Linked DNA regions of Homo sapiens: region 1 is linked to region 2. A link is a loop called in an ENCODE intact Hi-C map of the cell type or tissue named here. Cell type or tissue: natural killer cell. All regions are shown on one strand. Each heading gives the region's core, and the rest is flanking DNA. Links, peaks and the distances in the headings are about the cores only. Region 1 overlaps LOC105371870 (a long non-coding RNA gene). Region 2 overlaps ARSG (arylsulfatase G).

What was found. Peaks named below come from ENCODE experiments on the same cell type or tissue, not always from the same donor. Only the 100,000 strongest peaks of a DNase experiment are listed, where the experiment ranks them.
Region 1: a loop joins it to region 2, with 5 times the contacts of the local background. A loop is called at or near these places in 4 of 110 quality-filtered maps.

Annotation. Positions count from the first base shown.
Region 1 is chr17:68,179,734-68,182,642 of GRCh38, forward strand. LOC105371870 (a long non-coding RNA gene) reads left to right here. Exons shown (of 4, transcript XR_934937.4): 2 at 1,818-1,939; 3 at 2,563-2,613. Among named protein-coding and RNA genes, the nearest start is that of AMZ2, 67 kb to the right of the region's middle. RefSeq lists an enhancer at 2,384-2,513. In natural killer cell, for the core only: no CTCF peak of the experiment used is centred there; DNase peaks (open chromatin) are centred at 1,148, 1,768 and 2,378; H3K4me3 peaks cover 1,727 bases; H3K27ac peaks cover 1,944 bases.
Region 2 is chr17:68,355,270-68,358,178 of GRCh38, forward strand. ARSG (arylsulfatase G) reads left to right here. Exons shown (of 12, transcript NM_001267727.2): 6 at 1,398-1,535. Among named protein-coding and RNA genes, the nearest start is that of ARSG, 65 kb to the left of the region's middle. RefSeq lists an enhancer at 1,479-1,538. In natural killer cell, for the core only: no CTCF peak of the experiment used is centred there; DNase peaks (open chromatin) are centred at 1,422 and 1,872; H3K4me3 peaks cover 304 bases; H3K27ac peaks cover 1,781 bases.

The sequences.
Region 1 (2,909 bases), core at 129-2,628, 180 kb before region 2:
GCCCACTCTGGCTGTGCTTGAGGAGCCCTTCAGCCCGCCGCTGCACTGTGGGAGCCCCTTCCTGGGATGGCTGAGGCCGGAGCCGGCTCCCTCAGCCTGCGGGGAGGTGTGGAGGGAGAGGCACGGGCGGGAACCGAGGCTGCGCGCCACGCTTGCGGGCCAGCTAGAGTTCCAGGTGGGCGTGGGCCTGGCGGGCCCCGCACTCAGAGCGGCTGGCCGGCCCTGCCGGCCCCGGGCAGTGAGGGGCTTAGCACCCAGGCCAGCAGCTACCGAGGGTGCGCCGGGTCCCCCAGCAGTGCTGGCCCACGGGTGCTGCGCTCGATTTCTGGCCGGGCCTTAGCTGCCTCCCCACGGGGCAGGGCTCAGGACTTCCAGCCCGCCATGCCTGAGTCTGCCCCGCCCCGCCGCCGTGGGCTCCTGCGCCGCCTGAGCCTCCTTGAGGAGCACGGCCCCCTGCTCCACGGCGCCCGGTCCCATCCATCGCCCAAGGGCTGAGAAGTGCGGGGGCAGGCCGCGGGACTGGCGGGCAGCTCCACCTGTGGCCCCCGTGCGAGACCCACTGGGTGAGGCCAGCTGGGTTCCTGAGTCTGGTGGGGACTTGGAGAACCTTTATGTCTAGCTAAGGGATTGTAAATACACCACTCAGCACTCTGTATCTAGCTCAAGGTTTGTAAACACACCAATCAACACCCTGTGTCTAGCTCAGAGTTTGTGAATGCACCAGTCAGCACCCTGTGTCTAGCTCAAGGTTTGTAAATGCACCAATCGACACTCTGTAGCTAATCTAATGGGGACGTGGAGAACTTTCGTGTCTAGCTCAGGGATTGTAAACACACCAATCAGTGCCCTGTCAAAACGGACCAATCAGCTCTCTGTAAAATAGACCAATCGGCTCTCTGTAAAATGGACCAATCAGCAGGATGTGGGTGGGGCCAGATAAGAATAAAAGCAGGCTGCTGGAGCCACCCGTAACAACCCGCTCTGATTCTCTTCCAAATAATGGGAAGGTTTTTCCCCCCGTTTTTACAGTAAGTTTTGCTGCTAATCACTTTGGATTTTCACTGCATTTATGAGCTGTGACATTCACTGTGAAGGTTTAAGGTTTTGCTGTTGAAGCTGGCAAAACCACAAAACCACCAAGAGAAACTAACAGTTCCACAGGCACTGTCTTAAGAGCTGTAACACCCACCATGAAGGTCTGCAGTTTCACTCCTGAGCCAGCGAGACCATGAACCCAGCGCAAGGAAAAAAGTGCAAGTACATCCGAACTTCAGAACATCAGAAAGAAGAAACTCTGGACAGGCCCCCTTTAAGAACTGTGACACCACCTGCGAGGGTCTGCGGCTTCATTCTTGAAGTCAGCCCAAGAACCCACCGATTTTAGACACACTGGGTTCAAGCGATTTTCCTGCCTCAGCCTTCCAAGTAGCTGGGATTACAGGTGTCCACCACCACGCCGGGGTAAGTTTTGTATTTTTATTAGAGACAAGGGTTTTACAACATTGGCCAGGCTCATCCCAAACTCCTAACTACAGGTGCTTCTGCCACCTCAGCTTCCGAAAGTGGTGGGATAAGAGGCATGAGCCACTGTATCTGGCCTCATTAAATATTCTACAACAGTGGCACTGCATTAGAATCCCTGGGGAAGCTTTAAAAATGTCAATGCCTGGGTTCCACACCTACAGTCAAATTTAATTCATCTGAGGTGGCCTGAGGTTTGGAATTAAAAAAAAAAAAAAAAACTCCCCAAGTAGTTTAAATATGCAGCCAAACCTAAGAGCTGCTAAACTGCAACTTTTTTTTTTTTTTTTTTTTAGGTGGAGGAGTGCTCTGTTTACCAGGCTGGAGAACAGTGGTGCAGTCTTGGCTCACTACAACCTCCATCTCCCAGGTTCAAGTTATTCTCCTGCCTCAGCCTCCTGAGTAGCTGGGATTGCAGGTGTGTACGACTACACACGGCTAATTTTTGCATTTTTTTTTTTTTTTTTTTTTTTTTTTTTAGTAAAGTCGGGGTTTTGCCATGTTGGCCAAGCTGGTCTCAAAACTCCTGACCTCAGGTAATCCACCTGCCTCAGCCTCCCAAAGTGCTGGGATTACAGGCATGAGCCACCGTGCCCGGCCAGCATTTTTCAACAAGGGCTTTGCATTCCATTTGCTGAAGGGGGTGCGCTGTAATTTGATCAATCCCCTTTTCTTGGACATTTAGGTTGGTTCCAATTTTTATATCATCATAAACCAGCAATTAGCATGCTTTTTCTGTAAAGAGCTAGGTGGTATTTGTTCTGGCCTTTGCAGATCACAAGTTCTCTCTTAGAACTACTGAGCTCTGCCATTACGGCAAAAAACCAGCCACAGACAATGCATATATGAATGCACATGGCTGTGTTTCAATCAGACTTTATTTAGAAAAACAGGTGGTGGCCAGATCTGGCCTGTGAGCCATGGCATGGTTCACTGAACCAACTCTATAAACATTGTGTGGTACATCTTTTTGAAGCCAAACTTTCCTAGTATGAAATGATCATTTTCTTGTGACAATGATTTTATACTGTTTCTTTTTAGAAGTAGGACCCTTCTTTGAATGAAACTTAGTAAGATTCATATAAGTAACAGGTAAGAAGTCATTCTGTTAGCATAAATATATTTTATAAATTCAAATGTGCAGTATTTAGAAGGCCAGTTAGGGGTTGCAGATGATTGCCTTTTTTTTTTTTTTTTTTTTTTTTTTTTTTTGAGGTGGAGTCTCGCTCTGTCGCCCAGGCTGGAGTGCAGTGGCGCGATCTCAGCTCGCTGCAAGCTCTGCCTCCCGGGTTCCCGCCATTCTCCTGCCTCAGCCTCCTGAGTAGCTGGGACTACAGGCGCCCGCCACCACGCCTGACTAATTTTTTGTACTTTTAGTAGATACGGGG
Region 2 (2,909 bases), core at 127-2,626:
ATCATGACCAGAGTCAGACCATGACTCAGCCACATTGATGGGCAGCTATGGGTCAGATTCATTTCAATCTGTAAGACCAAAACTTGAGCTTGTGTTGTTTTGTTTTGAGATGGAGTTTTGCTCTTGTCGCCCAGGCTGTAGTACAATGGCGCAATCTCAGCTCACTGCAACCTCCGCCTCCTAGGTTCAAGCAATTCTCCTGCCTCAGCCTCCTGAGTAGCTGAGACTACAGGCGTGCAGCACCACGGCTAATTTTTGTATTTTTAGTAGAGATGGGGTTTCACCATGTTGGCCAGGCTGGTCTTGAACTCCTGACCTTAGGTGATCCACCCGCCTTGGCCTCCCAAAGTTCTGGGATTACACGCATGAGCCACTGTGCCTGGCCTGGTCTTGAACTTCTGACCTCAGGTGATCTGCCTGCCTCAGCCTCCCAAAGTATTGGGATTACAGGCGTGAGCCACGGCGTCTGGCCATGAGCTTGTTTTTTTTTTTTTTCCAGGAGATGTTATTAGTTTGACTCTTATTTTTTTTCCAACTGCTGAAGTTTCTCCAAATTCTGCAAACATGGCTTAAAATTAAAATTGTCCCAACCCATCTTATGTATTCCTTTTTATGTATTTATTTATTTTTGAGATGGAGTCTCACTCTGTCACCCAGGGTAGAGTGCAGTGGGATGATCTCAGTTCACTGCAACCTCCGCCTCCCGGGTTCAAATGATTCTCCTGCCTCAGCCTCCTGAGTAGCTGGGATTACAGATGTGCACTGCCATGCCCAGCTAATTTTTGTATTTTTAGTAGAGACAGGGTTTCACCCTGCTGGCCAGGCTGGTCTCGAACTCCTGACCTCAAGTGATCTGCTGGCCTCGGTCTCCCAAAGTGCTGGGATCACAGGCATGAGCCACTGCACCTGGCCCATCTTATATATTCTGTCCTATTGACAGACCTGCTATTACATGAAGTCCCAATTGTTGACTTCGGAAAACGCTGAGTTGCACGCCATACACAGAGGCTGGGATTGAAGTGAGACAGCAGAGAAAGCCAGCAATGGGGCTACTGATTGGTGGTGGGACTCTGCTTGACATCATTTAGGTTCTTTAGACCTCAGTTTCTCTCCCCGCAAAATGCAAGTAATAAAAAATAATGTCCCTAGCTCACGAGAGTCTTTGCAAGCTTTACAGAGTGGTCAGCTCGTCCATGGAACATAAATATCTATTCAAAGGGAATGGAAGAAAGCATTATGCATAGACTTTTACACTTGGAGGAAATGGCCAACCAGAAAAATCATTTGGGGCCAGAGTGTTGTATTTATGTGCATATGCATTGTTGCATTAAAGCATTTAGTTCTGCTCCGTGAGTACGTAGGAAATGAATACTCTATGGTCTGTGGTTTCCACACAGGAACCTTCAAAGAGACTGTTACACTGACGTGGCCCTCCCTCTTTATGAAAACCTCAACATTGTGGAGCAGCCGGTGAACTTGAGCAGCCTTGCCCAGAAGTATGCTGAGAAAGCAACCCAGTTCATCCAGCGTGCAAGGTGAGGAGTCTCCCTCCCTCCGCAGGGCCTCCCCCTGCCTCCACCTACCCGTGCACACACACCATGTCCCTTGGCCTCAGCACGCTTGAGGCCATGGCAGAGTTTTGCTGCTCAGCAGAGATGGATGCATACATGTCTCCTATAAGTAAAGCTGGAAAACAGCCCCTTCTGGAAATCTGCGGTCCTGGATTAGAGATTCCTCAGGTATGTTCCTAGAGTCCCTGGGGCTTATCCCTCTGTTGCTTTGATCACGTTCCACTGCCATGATCATTTTGTCCTCTCCTTCTAGGGTACGAGCTCCTCAAGGGTAGGGCCTGCCCACTGCACTCTGGGCACTCAAGGCATTTGTTGAGCTCACTAGCTGGCAGGATGTATTACTTTTCCATTGCTGCTGTAACAACCAACCACTAATTTAGTAGCTAAAACAACAGTAACTTACCCTGCTACAGATCTGGAGGCCAGATGTCTGAAATGAGTCTTAGGGGGCTAAAATCAAGGCATCAGCAGGACTGTTTTCTTGGGGAGTCTCTAGGGAGGATTCCTTCCTTGCCTTTTCCAGCTTCTGGCATTTCTGAGCTATGGCCATATCATTCTCAACTCTAATTCTGTTGTTCACTTGCATCTTCAGTCAAATCTCCCCTCTGGCTCCCACTTACGATAGCACTTGTGATGGCGTTTAGGGTCCACCAGGAGAATCCAAGGTGATCCCCCTACCTCAAGACCCTTAACATAATTCCACCTGAAAACTCTCTTTTGCCATATACCGTAACATTCACAGATTCCAGGAATTAGACCCTGCTTATCTTTGGGAGCTATCCTTCATTCTACCAGACAGAAGTTACAAATTCCCGCATCTAGAAGGCACAGATAGGTAACCTTAAAGAGGGAAGCAGGATGAACGTAAGGCATTAGGGAGTGGTGGGGTCTACAGTGAACCTGTAAGCACATGCCCCATCTGAAGGGGGCAGCTACTACCTAGCTCCAGCTGCTTGGTGCTTCTTTGTGAAAATGTGAACCTGGAATATCACATCTTTTCATTTTACAACAGAGATAGGATACCTGGCTTTTATGTGAAATCTCCTGATCTTGAAATATTAGAAACTACTAATTAACAAAAGGCTGGGGGTGGTAGCTCATGCCTATAATCCCAGCACTTTGGGAGGCCAAGATGGGCAGATTGTTTGAGTCTAGGAGTTCAAGACTAGCTGGGCAACATGGTGAAACTCTGTCGCTACAAGCAATACAAAAATTAGCTGGGCGTGGTGATCTGCACATGTTGTTCCAGCTACTTGGTAGGCTGAGGATGGAGGATCACTTGAGCCTGGGAGGCATAGGTTGCAGTGAGCCAAGATTGTGTCACTGCATTCCAGCCTG